Linked DNA regions of Homo sapiens: region 1 is linked to region 2. The links are chromatin loops, found by intact Hi-C in ENCODE. Cell type or tissue: heart right ventricle. All regions are shown on one strand.

Evidence for each region. A loop is a pair of places that touch in the nucleus more often than their neighbours do. Peaks named below come from ENCODE experiments on the same cell type or tissue, not always from the same donor. Only the 100,000 strongest peaks of a DNase experiment are listed, where the experiment ranks them.
Region 1: it touches region 2 in a loop (2.4-fold over the local background); 8 of 110 quality-filtered maps call a loop at or near these places.

What each region holds. Positions count from the first base shown.
Region 1 is chr17:5,403,971-5,411,970 of GRCh38, reverse strand. NUP88 (nucleoporin 88) reads left to right here. Exons shown (of 17, transcript NM_002532.6): 4 at 1,182-1,268; 5 at 3,062-3,238; 6 at 6,728-6,914; 7 at 7,725-7,872. Among named protein-coding and RNA genes, the nearest start is that of NUP88, 12 kb to the left of the region's middle. In heart right ventricle, no CTCF peak of the experiment used is centred here; no DNase peak of the experiment used is centred here.
Region 2 is chr17:5,352,353-5,360,352 of GRCh38, reverse strand. It overlaps RABEP1 (rabaptin, RAB GTPase binding effector protein 1), which reads right to left. Exons shown (of 18, transcript NM_004703.6): 8 at 5,863-5,994. Among named protein-coding and RNA genes, the nearest start is that of NUP88, 63 kb to the left of the region's middle. In heart right ventricle, no CTCF peak of the experiment used is centred here; a DNase peak (open chromatin) is centred at 4,798; H3K27ac peaks cover 1,725 bases.

The DNA.
Region 1 (8,000 bases), 52 kb before region 2:
TATTGCCTAGTATTTATGTGTATTTTGAAGTTAGTAACGCTTGTAGGAACCTAGGAAGACTGTAATAAATGTGTATTCAAATGGATCAAGTTATCATTAAAAATTTATTAAATACTTAATGTGGCATTTTATTGATATTGGAAGAAACCAAGTTAAAAAATTCTTAGTGGCGTCAGACAAAATAAGTGATTATAAGGGACACTGGATTTCTAAAATGACATTACTGGCCTTTTGAAAATTCCCTTTTTCACAATAGCCTTATATGCTGTGAAATGTAGGTTACTTTAAATTAAAATAATTTTGGTTAAAAAAATTCAGTATTATACTTTCCCTTGAAAATAGAGATGATACGATACTGGGTTTGTTTGTTTGGTTTTTTTTTTTTTTTTTGAAATGGAGTCTCGCTCTGTCGCCCAGGCTGGAGTGCAGTGGCGTGATCTTGGCTCACTCCAGCCTCCAGCTCACCGCAACCTCCACCTCCCAGGTTCAAGTGATTCTCCTGCCTCAGCCTCCCGAGTAGCTGGGATTACAGGTGTGTGCCACCACACCCAAATAATTTTTGTATTTTTAGTAGAGACGGGGTTTCATCATGTTGGCCAGGCTGGTCACGAACTCCTGACCTCAAGTGATCTGCTCACCTCGGCCTCCCAAAGTGCTAGGATTACAGGTGTGAGCCACCGTGCTTGGCCAATATTGGGTTTTTATATAACAAACACATAAGTAGATTTGCAGGCTAAATATCACTCACTCTGTCAGCCAGTTGGCATATAAAGAATAAGATACAGTTCTTTCTCTGGTGGGATTTGGTGTCCAATAGGCAGAGATAGATGTGTGTAGTTGAAGGAAAACTGGCAAGCTTAGGGGCAATAGTGAGATGACTGGACAAGGCGAGTATAGCTAAGGGCTCAGGACGGAAGTGACAGAGGTGCGATGTTATGGAATAGGCTGTTAAAGGGTATTGGTAAGGATAGAGAACATTTCTTCAGGCCCCAATGAAACTCCCTTATGTAGTTAAAGAATAAATGAACTAGACTACTTTGCAACAGCAAGATTTTTGCAAAGAAATAGTTGTGATAAGTGTTAGAAAATTCTCAAGAACTGACTAGATGGAGAGGAAAGTGCAGTTTTGGGAAATGAAAACAGAATTTTAAGTGCTGGTTTTCTTCTCTTTTGGTTGCTAGAATTTACTCACTACGTGAGCCGCAGACACCCACTAACGTGATAATACTTTCAGAAGCCGAAGAGGAAAGTCTAGTACTCAATAAAGGGTAAGTTTTTATTTGAGTCTTGAAATGGTTTTTTAATTAGCTTATTGGGATTATAAATGCAATTTTAACAGGTTGCAAGGTTTTTCAGAGGTGACTAGCATGCTTTTGGTAATGTGAGAAGTAAGTGTATTTTTAGTAGAACAGGGATTCGTCGTGTTGGCCAGGCTGGTCTGGAACTCCTAGGCTCAAGTGATCCTGCTCGTCTCAGCCTCCCCAAAGTGCTGGAATTACAGGCCTGAGCCACCATTCATTTCTTTATCACCTTTCTATGTGATAAAGAAACTAAGATAATATCTTGCATTGATGTTTGCTCTCTCAACTATATGAAATTGTGATTTCATTTTAACCATATTTGTTAACTTTGTATTGAACTAGAATCTTCCTGAATAACTACAGTAAATTTTAAATATAAAAACAGCATGGTTTTATGATTTGCCTTCTTGATATACATGTAATGTATATTTGCTGTAGAAAATTGAGAAAAATAGATCAAAGTATTAGGAAGAAAATGAAAATCTTTGTAATCTCCTATAGCTATAGCCTGTTTCAATACAGCACCCAAAGTTTAATCACATCATTCTACTTTAATCTAAGTTTAATCAGATCAGTTTAATCAGATCATTCTACTTCCCTGCTCTCCATACCCCATTGATTTCCCAGAGTCTTTACCTATAAAGGGTCCACAGGTATGCCACCTGATTGCCTTTCCAGCTTCATTCCTCCCTCTGTGCCCTGGCTCTCTGGGCTCCAGGCACCTTGGCCTCCTTGCCATTCCACAGACATTAAGCACTTCTACCTTAGAGCATTTGCTCTCCACCTCAACTGCTCCTTCCCTAGTTAACCACAGACTTGCTCTCTTACTTCCTTCAGATCTTTGCTCAAATATCTTATCAGAGTCTTTCCTATACCAAGTAGTCTAAAGTAGCACCTCCATCAATACCCTCTTACCCTACTTTATTTTTCATGATATTTTCTGAGTTTATGTTCCATCTTTATTTCTTCTCTTTTTGTGGTATTTCTCTCTCTAGAGGGCAGGACATTTGTTTAATTCACTGACATATTCCCAGACCCTAGAAAAGTACCTGGCACAGAGTAGGTGCTTTGCGAGTATTTGTAGAACTTACGGATCCTGCTGCTCAGAGACAACTGTTGATGTTTTCATGTGTTTTCCTGTTTCCTTTTTGCATTTATGTGTGTGTATATAATAAATTTTTGCTATTTGTATATCTGTGTATTTAAACTATTTAAGATGAGAGTAGAACCAAATAATTTTATGGCCAGCTTTTTTCACTTAATTTCATGAGAATTTTTTTTTTTTTTTTTTTTTTGAGACGGAGTTTCGCTCTTGTCGCCCAGGCTGGAGTGCAATGGCACAATCTCGGCTCACTGCAACCTCCGCCTCCCAGGTTCAAGCAATTCTCCTGCCTTAGCCTCCCAAGTAGCTGGGACTACAGGCACCTGCCACCACGCCCAACTAATTTTTGTATTTTTAGTAGAAACGGGGTTTCACCATGTTGGCCAGGCTGGTCTCGAACTCCTGACCTCAGGTGATCCACCCACCTCGGCCTCCCAAATTGCTGGGATTACAGGCATGAGCCACTGCACCCAGCTGAGAATTTTTAAATGTTAACATTCTTCATAATCATTTTTTGTCTTTTCAGTCCATTGCCTACAAATTCCATACATACCCACCTCCTGTTATTAGACATTTTGTGTTTTTGTTTTGTTTTGTTTTTCTTTTTACTTTTTGTTGTTTTTGTTTTTAACAAGTTGGTTTTTACATCTCTTTCCAGAAGGGCGTATACCGCATCTCTAGGAGAGACAGCAGTTGCATTTGACTTTGGGCCATTGGCAGCAGTCCCAAAGACTCTATTTGGACAAAACGGCAAAGATGAAGTAGTGGCATACCCACTGTACATCTTATATGAAAATGGAGAGACTTTCCTGACATACATCAGTCTGTTACACAGGTAAGTTGAGGTGGTCACCCACCTGAAATGAAAACTCAGTTTGGGCTCCAGTAGATATCATTGAGGCTGGACTTGGGAGCCATGTTTTTGAGTCTGTGGAAATGTTGCAGCCTTCACATGCTTGGCTTGCATATTTTTGAGAAAGAGTTAGTACAGGTCATTTGGCCTTTCATTTCTTCATATTATTTGGGTAAGTTCTATAGAATTCTTGGATAATCACTTATGATAGGCCTGGATTTGTGTTCACAAATTCTAGTTATCCGAACAAGTGCTTATTGTTTATCTTATATGAACAAGACACCACGTAGGCGTGGTAATCTGGTATCTTATGTCCCAGTTGTGGGGAGAAAGATACATACACATGAAAAAATACTATCCATACCACAGTATTGGTACACAGACAGTAAGAACCCCGAGGAAGGAGAGATCATTCTGACTGGGAGGTTAAGGAAATTTTCGTAGAGAAGGAGTGGTGTCATGTGTGACTTAAAGGTCTCATTCAGGATTAAATGAAGTATCAAGGAAGAGTGAGACCATTTCTGTCAAGGGCAGCATAAAGTAGCGTCTGAAAATAAGCAAGTGCAAGTGTCATTCAAGCTTAATTTATTAGACATTCTGGGCTAGAGCTGAGGATTCATGTAGGGAGCATTAAGTGATAAAGCTGGAGTATCTGTCCCGAGAAAATTTGCTGGAATTAAAAATACCTCGTTAAAAGAGTGAGTGTGGGTTTTTTTTCTGTAGGAATAGGGTAGTAGGAAGCCAGTGATGGTTTCTGAACAGAAGGACAAAACAATTGGTTAGGGAGGGGACTGGGACAGAGACTTTTAAAGAAGCTTTTGCAAAATTGAGCTTGTCATTTATGAGAGTTTGAACTTGGGTGGTAATAGAACAGAGGGAAAAATGAAACACAGTAGATAACAACAAAGGAAGGATAAATAAGACTTAGTTACTGTTTGGATAAGGGAGTATGCCATGAACAGAAACAGGTCAGTAAAGGCTGCTAATTGGGGGAGAAGATTTATTTCTAAGTAAATCAGTGTAAGATAGTATTGGACCAATAAAATGGAAATATTCCATGGACAGTTGGAAATACAGGATGATGACAGACAAGAAGAATTAAAATAGAGGTATGAGAATCATCTTTCATGGTGAGAGAGTCTATACAGGATAAGAATTTGAGGGAAAACTGCAGAGGCATAAGGCTAAGGGCTGAGCATTAGAGTTTATTCGCTTGTAAATCGACTTAACAGATACTTATTCAGGACCCACTCTGGCAGAAGATGGAAATACAAGATTGAAGGCAAGGTTCCTGCCATGTGGTTCCTTAACTACCAGAAGGGCATACAACTAAACCAGTAACTATAGTACAGTGTCATGTGCTCAGGGCATCACCGGGTTCTTCAGGAGTGTGATGGAGTAAATGAGTAGGCCTGCTCATCTTGGAAGACTTTAAGGAAATGCTATTACAAAAGCTTGAACTTGAAGGATTCACTAGACAGAATCAGAAGTGGGTACAGGAGAGAGAAGAGAGTACGCAAAACCATAAAGATTAGAAAGATGAAAGAGCTCGGTAGGTTACAGAATGGTGAGGATTCACTGTTGAGTGCATTCTCCTTGGCAGAAATGTTCTCTGCCTTTCACACATGATCTCAGGAGGATTTTGTGGTAACTTTAGTACCTTCCCTTACCCTTTCTCCTCTTGCTGCTGAGCCCTCATTTGTCCAAACCATGATCTGCCTAGTAACGTTAGCCCAAAACCCAAAAGTTTTCTTCATCCTTACATTTCATCAGTCCCAAATTTCTATTGATTTTGTGATTTAAATTTTTCGAAAGTATACACCAAGCTTGTCCAACCCACGGGCTGCGCGCAGCCCAGGACAGCCTTGAATGCAGCCCAACGCAAATTTGTAAACTTTCTTAGAACATTATGATATTTGTTTGCGATTTTCTTTTCTTTTCTTTTTTTTTTAAAGCTCATCACGTATTGTTAGTGTATTTTCTGTGTGGCCCAAAACAATTGTTCCAGTGTGGCCCAGGGAAGCCAAAAGATTGGACACCCCTGATTATACACCCTTCTCTGCATTCCTCTGTCCCTGCTTCAGAACTGCATCATCTGCCTACTTCACCATCTGCCTGGCTTATTTTCTTAAATAGTTTCCCCAAATCCCATTTTGGACCCTTCCATGTCTTCCTCCCTAATACCAGACTGATTTGTAAAGTGAGGCTCCATCGCTTGATTTAAACCTCTAGTGATATACTGTTACCCGGCAGATAGATTTCAAATAGTTTAACATAGCACACAAGACTGTGTACTTCATAAGCCAGTCCTGGATGTCTGTCTAGCTATTTTGCCGTTGCCTTCCACCTTGTACTTTGCCTCCCATCATACTAAATAAGTTTTCTTGTTCTTAGTTCTTTGTCTTTCATGTTTCCAGGACTTTGCATAAACTGATCTCTAGCTTGGAATGCTCAACAATCCCCTTCCCAGAAATCATTCTTTCTCATTTTTCTCATTTATTTTTTATAGCTTTCTTCATTATCTTTGTATCTTTTTGTCATTCCTTTGTACACCATAAATCCTTCTGTTGTTGCACTTATCACATGGTATAGTAATTCTGGTTAAATGTCTGCCTCATCAACTAAACCATCATTCACTGGGAGTATCATCTAGCACTCAATAATAAGTATTTGTCAAATCAAATTTAATATGGGGATCCAAAGCCTTGAAGAGAAGCTACATTTTAGAAGAAAGGATTTGGTAGTCTTTGAATATAGATGGTAGTTAAAACGAGGCATAGTTTAACAGGCTCTCATTTAAGTGTGTATTTTGAAAAAAGTCAAAGCATACAACAGAATCCTGGAGAACACCAATATTTAAGAGACAGAAATTAGAAAAGGACGTTAGAAAATTGTGTTTAAAGAGGTAGGAAGAGAGAACTACAAGAAAGAATTGTTACAGCTGTTGAGTAGCAGTAGTCGTTAACCAGTGATAAATGCAGCAGAAGGTTAAGTGCATTTTGGATTTAGCAAATCTCACAGGTGACCTTTGCCACAGTAGCTTCAGTGGAGTGGTGAAAGCATAAACCATAGTAAATTTAGGGCAAGGGTTTTCAACCTTTGTACTATTGACATTTTGGTCTGAATTATTGTTTGTTTTAGAGGTGCTGTGCTGTGCGGGAATGTTTAGCGGCTTCTGTCTAGCCTCTAACCACTAGATGCTAATACCTCCCCCCACATTGTGACAACCAGTTGTGACAAGCCAAAATGTCTTCAGACATTGCCACTGTCCGCTAGGGCAAAATTATCTCTGGTTGAGAAACACAGAGTGGTGGGATCTGAGTGGGAAAGCGAGAAGATGGAGTATTGGGAATACACTACATTTATAATGAAGGTATGATAGCTGGAGGAAAACAAAGTCAAAGAATGGTTTTATGGGATGAGCATGCATACTGTCAACATTTCCCAAATATGTTTTTACTCCTTCTTTAGCCCTGGAAATATTGGAAAGCTGTTGGGTCCATTGCCCATGCATCCTGCGGCTGAAGATAACTATGGTTATGATGCGTGTGCTGTACTCTGCTTACCCTGTGTCCCCAATATCTTAGTGATCGCTACTGAATCAGGAATGCTGTATCACTGTGTCGTGCTAGAAGGGGAAGAAGAAGATGACCACACGGTAAGTGCAGGCTGCTGTGGTTGTTTGTATCTTCAACACCTGGCATAGTTCCTGACCCAATATGAATGCTTAATATATGAGAAGGAATTTTAACTTACTTATGGAACTTCTGATATTTTGGAAATTAAACAGTTAAAAAAGTAGCTGAAGCACACTTAGCAGTCTAAGTGGAAAGAAGTTAGAAGGTTGCCCAACTTACTTGGTCCACCAGTCTGCATGTTACTTTCTGGTCTCTATATTGCAATCTTCAGGGACAGATACAAAGAGCCTTGGAATCACTGAATTGGCTTTTTTCACAAACATCTTCCTAAAGGAAGAGAGACGTTTTGTCTTCAGAATAACAGTGCACTGTTAGGATAGAGGTGGAATTAAGAATTTGAAAGTACTGTTTGACCCAGCTTTTTTTTCAATTTTTTTATTTATTTTTTATTATTATTTTTTGGAGACAGAGTTTCGCTCTTGGTGCCCAGGCTGGAGTGCAATGGTGTGATCTCGGCTCACTGCAACCTCTGCCTCCTGAGTTCAAGCGATTCTCTTGCGTCAGCCTCCCCAGTAGCTGGGATTACAGGCACCCACCACCACGCCCGGCTGATTTCTTGTACTTTTAGTAGAGACAGGGTTTCAGTATGTTGGCCAGGCTGGTCTCGAACTCCTGACCTCAGATGATCCACCTGCCTCGGCCTCCCAAAGTGCTGGGATTACAGGCAAGAACAGCCGCACCCGGCCCTGACCCAGCTTTTTGCCTGTTTTTAATTGTGTACATTTTCAAATTAACATGCAAGATCAAAATTACAACACTTTTTTTTACAGTCAGAAAAGTCCTGGGATTCCAGGATTGACCTCATTCCTTCTCTGTATGTGTTTGAATGTGTTGAGTTGGAGCTTGCTTTGAAACTGGCATCTGGAGAGGATGACCCTTTTGATTCTGACTTTTCTTGTCCAGTCAAACTTCATAGAGGTAAGCTCTTCAATAAATGTAGTGCTTTTTTCCCATGATTTTTATACTAAGACTATCATAGACTGTTCCTATGTAATGTATTTGTTCTGTGGTTCCAGCCTTTAAAAAGTTGACTGGGTTTTTTTTAG
Region 2 (8,000 bases):
CTGACCTCGTGATCCCCCGACCTCAGCCTCCCAAAGTGCTGGGATTACAGGCGTGAGCCACCGCACCCGGCCCAAGAATGTGGTATTTTCCAGCAAGGTGTAATCAACATGTTCAATGTTGTATACTATGCGAAAGCAGATGCAAAAAGTCACATATTATGTAATTCCATCTATTTAAAATGTCCAGAACAAGTAAATCCATAGAGCCATAAAGCAAGTTAGTGGTTACTAGAGGCTAGGGCAAAGGGAAAATGGCGAGTGACTCTAATGGGTTATGAGGTCTCCTTTGGGAGTGATAAAAATGTTTTCAAACTAAAAACATTTGTGTATATATGCAATGCCACTGAATTGTACACTTTAAATTTTATGTTACATGAATTTTATCTCAATTTTTAAACAACGTGGTACAGCACATTCCTGAAGGCAAAAAGCAAACCAGTGCCATTACATGAAGCAGTTGCATAGTTAGTGGGAAATAAGAAAAATGATTTAAAGAAAAATGTAACAAGTTTTCCTTCCAACTAAATTTATTCCATTTAAATGACAATGTTTTAAGATAATATCCTTTCTACGTTTTGTTGTTAAACGCCCTGTTTTAAATGAACCAGAGGAGACTGTGGAATACAGTTGTTGTTACTGGCAAGCTCATGTAACCTATTTTTTTTAATGTTTTAAAAATATTCTTGGTGTAATAAAAAGGTGACAAATTTTGAGTTAATGCCTCCATTTCTTTCCTTTTAAAGATTGTTACTCATCTGAAACTGCAATGGCTAAGAACACAAATCTCGTATATATTAAGCTTACTATGGCAAAGATCCCAAGTAAGTATCCTAATAAAAACTGGGATAAGCCATTCTGTTAGTTTACAAATAACCCTAACACCCACTGCTATGTATCATATACAGTGCTGCTGTGATACTGAAGAGGGAAGGGGCTAGGGATAGAACAGTTGTGAGGGCCATTTGAAAAACATCAGACTGGCTGGGCGCAGTGGCTCACACCCGTAATCCCAGCACTTTGGGAGGCCGAGGCGGGCAGATCACAAGGTCAGGAGATCAAGACCATTCTGGCTAGCATGGTGAAACCCCGTCTCTATTAAAAATTACAAAAAATTAGCCAGGCGTGGTGGCAGGTGCCTGTAGTCCCAGCTACTTGGGAGGCTGAGGAAGGAGAATGGCGTGAACCCGGGAGGCGGAGCTTGCAGTGAGCCGAGATCACACCACTGCACTCCAGCCTGGGCAACAGAGCGAGACTCCGTCTCAAAAAAAAAAAAAGAAAACATCAGACTACAGGCCTGGCGCAGTAGCTCACGCCTGTAAATCCAACACTTTGGGAGGCTGAGGTGGGAGGATAGGTTGAGCCCAGGAGTACAAGACCAGCCTGGGCAACATAGAGAGAACTCCTTTCTACAAAAAAATTTAAAAATTAGCCAGGCATGGTACCACACGCCTGTAGTCTCAGCTACTCAGGAGGCTGAGGCAGGAGGATTGCTTGAGCCCAGGAGATCGGGGCTGTAGTGAGCTGTGATGGTGCCACTGTACTCTAGCCAGCCTGGGTGGCAAGAACGAGACCCTGTCTCAAAAAACACAAAACAAAAGACCCCACATCAGACTACTACATTGGCAATAATATCTTAAAAATGTTTACATCCTTGAATTCAGCAGTTCTTTTTTTTTTTTTCCTGGAGACAGTCTCGCTCTGTCACTCAGGCTGGAGTGCAGTGGCGCATTCTCAGCCCATTGCAGCCTCCGTCTCCTGAGCTCGAGGGATTCTCATGCCTCAGCCACAGTGAGTAGCTGGGACGACAGGCGCCAGACACCATGCACGACTAATTTTTGTATTTTTAGTAGGGATGAGTTCCGCCATGTTGGCCAGGCTGGTCTCAAACTCCTGGCCTCGAATGATCCGCCTGTCTCAGCCTCCAAAAGTGCTGCGATTACACTTGTGAGCCACCATGCCCGGCCAGGCAGTTCTTTTCCTAAGAACTCACACTAAAAAATAAAATAAAATAAAATCAGATGCATCCATAATGATTTTTGTACAAGGAAAAATTATATATAACATTATGACATTACTTATAACGAAAAATTGTATAGTAGTAAAAAATGGAACCAACTTGACTATCAGTGTGTTAATCACGCTTTTCATTTTCTGTATTTCATAATGTTTTGATTTACTGGAGGCCTTGCTGGCTGTGAAGAAACTGCTTCCCAGGACTAGCTAATTTCTAGAGATAATAAACAACTCACCTAACTGTAAACATGCCTTTCACACACAAACCATTCAATCCCAAACCCATATCCCAACCACCTCCCTTACCTAAGTCACACACCGAGCCAGTATTTCCCCTGCCCTAAATGAACCCAGGGCCAGTTCCAGACAGCTAAGAACAGACCCTATACCCCAAAGGCTGCTGGAATTAATTACCAGCCAGTCCTAAACCCTCTGCTCTGCTCCACTTTGCTTTTCCCAAAGAAACCACAATAATAGCTATGGCCCATGCTTTTCTCTCGCTCCTGCTCCTGCCTCCTGACCACCTCTGGTGCTTCCCTGCTGTGGCCATGCAAGGTGTGCTGTACCTCTGCTTCCAGGAGAACTGTGAGTAACACAAAACTTTTTTCAGGGGCATTGAACTCCCTATGTCATCACTCAGTCACCATTATGAATTAAAAACCAGGCAGAAGCTGGAAACGGTGGCTCACACCTGTAATCCCAGCACTTTGGGAGGCCGAGGTGGGCAAATCACTTGAGGCCAGGAGTTCGAGACCAGCCTAGCCAACATAGTGAAGACTTGTCTGTACTAAAAATACAAAAATAGCTGGGCGTGGTGGTGTGCACCTGTAGTCCCAGCTACTCGGGAGGCTGAGGCACGAGAATCGCTTGAACCCAAGAGGTGGAGGCTGCAGTGAGCCAAGATCACGCCATAGCACTCCAGCAAGGGTGAGACAGCAAGACTGTCTCAAAAAAACAAAAAAAGTCACAAATCAATTAGTAGGGAATTGGTTAAAAGAATTATGGTACATTGACACGCTGAAATTCTGTCAGCCACTAAATATCATTTCAGGGAAAAACATTTAATGATGTGCCAAAACCTTAGAGTAGATTTAAGTTGGGGAAAAAATTTGCACAAAACACTATGTAGTTATAATCTAGATTATGTTTTAAAAGTGCAAATAGAGCCAGGCATGGTGGCTCAAGCCTGCAATCCCAGCACTTTGGGAGGCTGAGGTGGGTGGATCACGAGATCAGGAGTTCAAGACCAGCCTGGCCAACATGGTGAAACCCCATCTCTACTAAAAATACAAAAATTAGCCTGGCGTGGTGGCTCATGCCTGTAATCCCAGCTACTCAGGAGGCTGAGGCAGGAGAATCGCTTGAACCTGGGAGGCAGAGGTTGCAATGAGCTGAGATCACGCCACTGCACTCCAGCCTGGGTGAAAGTGAGACCCTGTCTCAAATTTAAAAAAAAAAGTGCAAATAGAAACACATGTGTTCCAGCCGGGGCAACATGTTGAAACACCGTCTCTACAAAAAATTAGCTGGGCACGATGGCGGATGCCTGTAGTCTCAGCTACTCAGGAGGATGAGGCAGAAGGACCGCTTGAGCCCGGGAGGTCAAGGCTGCAGTGAGCCAAGATTGCACCACTGCACTCCAGCCTGGGTGAGAGTGAGACCCTGTCTCAAATTAAAAAAAAAAAAAAAAGAAATATGTTAACATATGTTAACATATATATTATCTCTGGAAAAGAAAATAAGGAAAGGAAGAAAGAGATACATACCAAAATATTAGTTGTTACCTCTGGGTAGGATGATCTATCAGTTATTTTTATTTTGAATGGTGTTTTCTATACTTCCCAAATTTTCCATAATGAACATTTTGTAGAGAGAAAAGCATATTATAAGCATCAGGTTAAAGAAAATGTGAGGTCTACAAATTTCAAATATCTTTAGCCATAAATCCAACTCTCCAAAGCATCTCAGATTAACTTTTGTGTGTGTGAGACAGGATCTCACTGTCATCCAGGCTGGAGTGCAGTAGCAAAATCTCAGCTCATTGCAACCTCCACCTCCCGGGTTCAAACAATTCTCATGCCTCAGTCACCTGAGTAGCTGGGATTACAGGGATCCACCACCTCGCCCAGCTAATTTGTGTATTTTTAGTAGAGATAGGGTTTCACACCATGTTAGCTAGGCTTCAGATTAACTCTAAACCAAGAGTTGTGTCATTATTCTCAATACAAAACAATTATATTCAACATTCAAACTGCAAAACACCAGCTCTGAAAGTCTACGGATCTGTTAAGAGAGAATCAAAAATAAAAATACTTCTCTGTAAATCACAACAAATGTCCCTTTCCTGTTTTCCCACTTTTCAAACATTCCTGGATAGATTACTGCATGATGAAAACACTATGTAATCATTGGCTGTACCCAAAACTTGAGACATTCTCTTGGGAGTCTAAATATTTTTAAAATGCACAGCAGAATTAGACCAAGTGGTTCCCAGTCTATGTCCCAGAACAAAGAATGAACAAAACAACTTCAATATACAGCACTTTTTAGTGTCTACTAAAATTTTTTTTAAGTTTTTCTTAAACATCAAACAATCTGTAAGCATGGGCATATATATAACCACCAGGATGTAGATTATGTATGGCTCAAAGTAAATCTGCAAAGTAAATAGAAACATGATACCCCTGAAAGTAAAGACAAGACCTGTATCCAATTTAAGTGCAATTCATTCACCAGGCCAGGAAAGGAGGTGCCGCAGGGAAGTGAGTGTGATTCTAAGCCGCAGGGACAGGCCACATGAGCATGAACAGTAAGTGCACAGGTCTGGCTACAGAGAGGTGGAGAGCAGTAAGTGAGGCTGGAAGGGCCATTCAACTGTGAATGCCCTTGTATGCCATGCTAGGGATCTTGGGGGATCTTAGTTTTTATTCTAAAGGCAATAAGAGAAGCAGTTCCTTCACTGATAACAAGATGAGCTTTGAAAGATGAGTAGAAGGATTTCAATACTCAGAAAGGCAATGGGAGGAAAGTACTCCAAATGAAGGAACCAACAGACCAAGTGGGAATACAGCCCAAGATGATGACCAACATGGCTAAAATGTAATCCAGATGATGAAGGGCCTTAATTGTCAGAGTGAGGAATGTGTGCTTAATTATATAGGTAATGGGAGTCAATGGTAGTTTTTGAGTAGGGGAGTGGCCTGACTGCAGCTGCACTTAAGAAAATGAATTTGACAGTAATGCTGAGGACGCAGTGGAATGGGACAGGTTGAGGCAGGAAACCCAATGAGGAGGCCCTTGCCACACTGTAGGTGAGAGGTGACAAGGCCACAGAACACCTAACACTTCCAGGTCTCTCTACTCTACCCATTCCTAGTACCTGAAACATTTTACCCTGTGGTGTTATCTGCCAAACCTCACCCATGGCCGTCAGGGATGAAAACCTAATACTGGTTAATACTCTCATATATGCTACAGGGAGTTAAGCATTTCAGCGCTTTAGATAATCTCTTTTTAAACAAAAAAGACAAGTATTAGCAACATGTACTATTCACATCAAAAAAGATTTTGCAGACATTATTTAAAGGTTTATTCTAATGTATTAAATTTTGGAAATACTGGAAAAAAGAACATCTATTTCAGACAGCGAATGAAGCTGCAACATGTTTCAAATAGTGCTACCTATAATGCCATAAAAACAACTGAAAATACTGTCATTTTTATCTAACTTTCACCTCGTAGCTATGCACTTCTCACTTCTCATATGAACAATGTAATTAACTGATGTATGAGTAAGCTAAAATTGTTGACATTGTGTATTTAATGACTTTAATTATAGACTCACTATACCTCTTCATTTGATAACTGGGCTGAAGATTCTTCTTGAGTTAAAGCACACACTACTGGTATTTTTATTTCTTCCTCAACATCTGCTTTTTTGTGATCCTTTCTCTTATTGAGTCTTTGTTGTTCATCATCCTCCTAAAAGGAAGAAAAAAACATATATATGACCCAAGTAACCTACTTAATAAGTGACACAGTTCTTTAACCATTCAAAACAAATAAAGAACAGAGCGTTATGATAAGAGAAAACTGGATACTTACGCTTCTTTGTTTTGTAATCCCATCTAAGGGCCTCTGGCCATTACAAAATATTTTAATATTATAAGCACAAACTAAGAACACTGGTATAAAGAAGAAATCAGGAAGCAGCTTCCAAGAAAAGTATACTGTATAAAGTAAGGCAAAATAAAAGAAAGCAAAACCGCCTCTTCAAATGATCCTTGAAAAAAAAAATTTACACAGAACATTCCTTGTGATTACTGTAGAAAATAAATATGAAAAAGTTTGTTTTTGAGACAAGGTCTTGCTCTGACACTCAGGCTGGAATGCAGTGGTGCAAATATGGTTCACTGCAGCCTCAACCTCCTGGGTTCAAGCAATTCTCCCACCTCATCCTCTCCACATAGCTGGAATCATAGGCATGTGCCACCACGCCCGCCTAATTTTTTTATTTTTTGTAGAGACGGGGTTTCACATTGTTGCCCAGGCTGGTCTTGAACTCCTGGGCTCAAGCAATCCTCCTGCCTCATCCTCTCGTGTAGCCGGGATCACAGGCATGCACCACCATGCCTGGCTAATTTTTTGGTTTTTTTGCATAGATGGGGTCTCACGCTGTTGTCCTGGCTGGTCTCAAACTCCCAGGCTCAAGCGATCCTCCCACCTTGGCCTCCCAAAGCGTTGGGACTACAGGCATGAGACACCACACCCCACCCAAAAAAGTTTTTATAATGTTACACATCCATTAGAAACATTAACAAATGTATATGAATACAAAAGGAATGATTAAAGTTGATAGAATAATTCACTCAACAAAGATGAGTAAGATACCTTATACCTTCAGTGTCACGTAAAACAGCCTAGGGAGGAGAGACAAACAATTACAATACAAGTATGTACAAGGTTCTAAAGAAGGAGAAAAACAATGACTGATTTCATCTGAAGGAACCAGCAAAGGAGGCCCAAAGGAGTAACACTTCAGCTGAATCTTGAAAGATCAGTAAGGTAAGTTTGCCAGTTGCATGAGAAGAGACAATTAAGGGTTCCAGGGAGAAAGGAGGCACATACAAAAGACAGAAACATGGAAAAGCAGGCCTGTGGAGGAGTTCTGTGTAATGTTATATGGATGAAAAATGGGCAGGCACATGAGAAGTAAAGGACATGGAGAAAGAGGTGGTGAGTAAGCACTTAGACTCTGGAATCAGAGATTGTTCAAGCCTCAGATGGGCCATACATGACGTCTCAGCCTGTTTACTATTCTAGAACACAGGAACCGTATAATTGTAGTCCCTACTGCTTATGGAGAGTTTTTGATAACCACTTGACATAAAGATTTATACATAAAGCCTTAGCACAATGCTAGCACATAGTAAGAGCTCAATAAATGTTGAAAAGTTTTAAATGATCATCTTAGTAAAGTTTAGACTCTTTGTTTTTGTTTTTGTTTTTTGAGAGGGAGTCTCACTTTGTCACCCAGGCTGGAGTGCAGTGATGTGATCTCGGCTCACTGCAACCTCCGCCTCCTGGGTTCAAGTGATTCTCCTGCCTCAGCTTCCCAAGTAGCTGGTACTACAGGCACATGCCACCACACCTGGCTAATTTTTGTATTTTTAGTAGAGGTGGGGTTCCGCCAAGTTGACCAGGCTGGTCTCAAACTCCTGACCTGAGGTGATCCACCCACCTCGGCCTCCCAAAGTGCTGGGATTACAGGTGTGACCATCCGCGCCCGGCCAAGTTTAGACTCTTTTAATGGGCAGCAGGGAAGGCAGGATAAGATCTGTACTTTAGAGCAGGGCATGGTGGCTCATGCCTGTAATCCCAGCACTTTGGGAGGCCGAGACGGGCAGATAACTTGAGGTCAGGAGTTTGAGACCAGCCTGGGCAACGTAGTGAAACCCTGTCTCTACTAAAAATACAAAAGTTAGCCA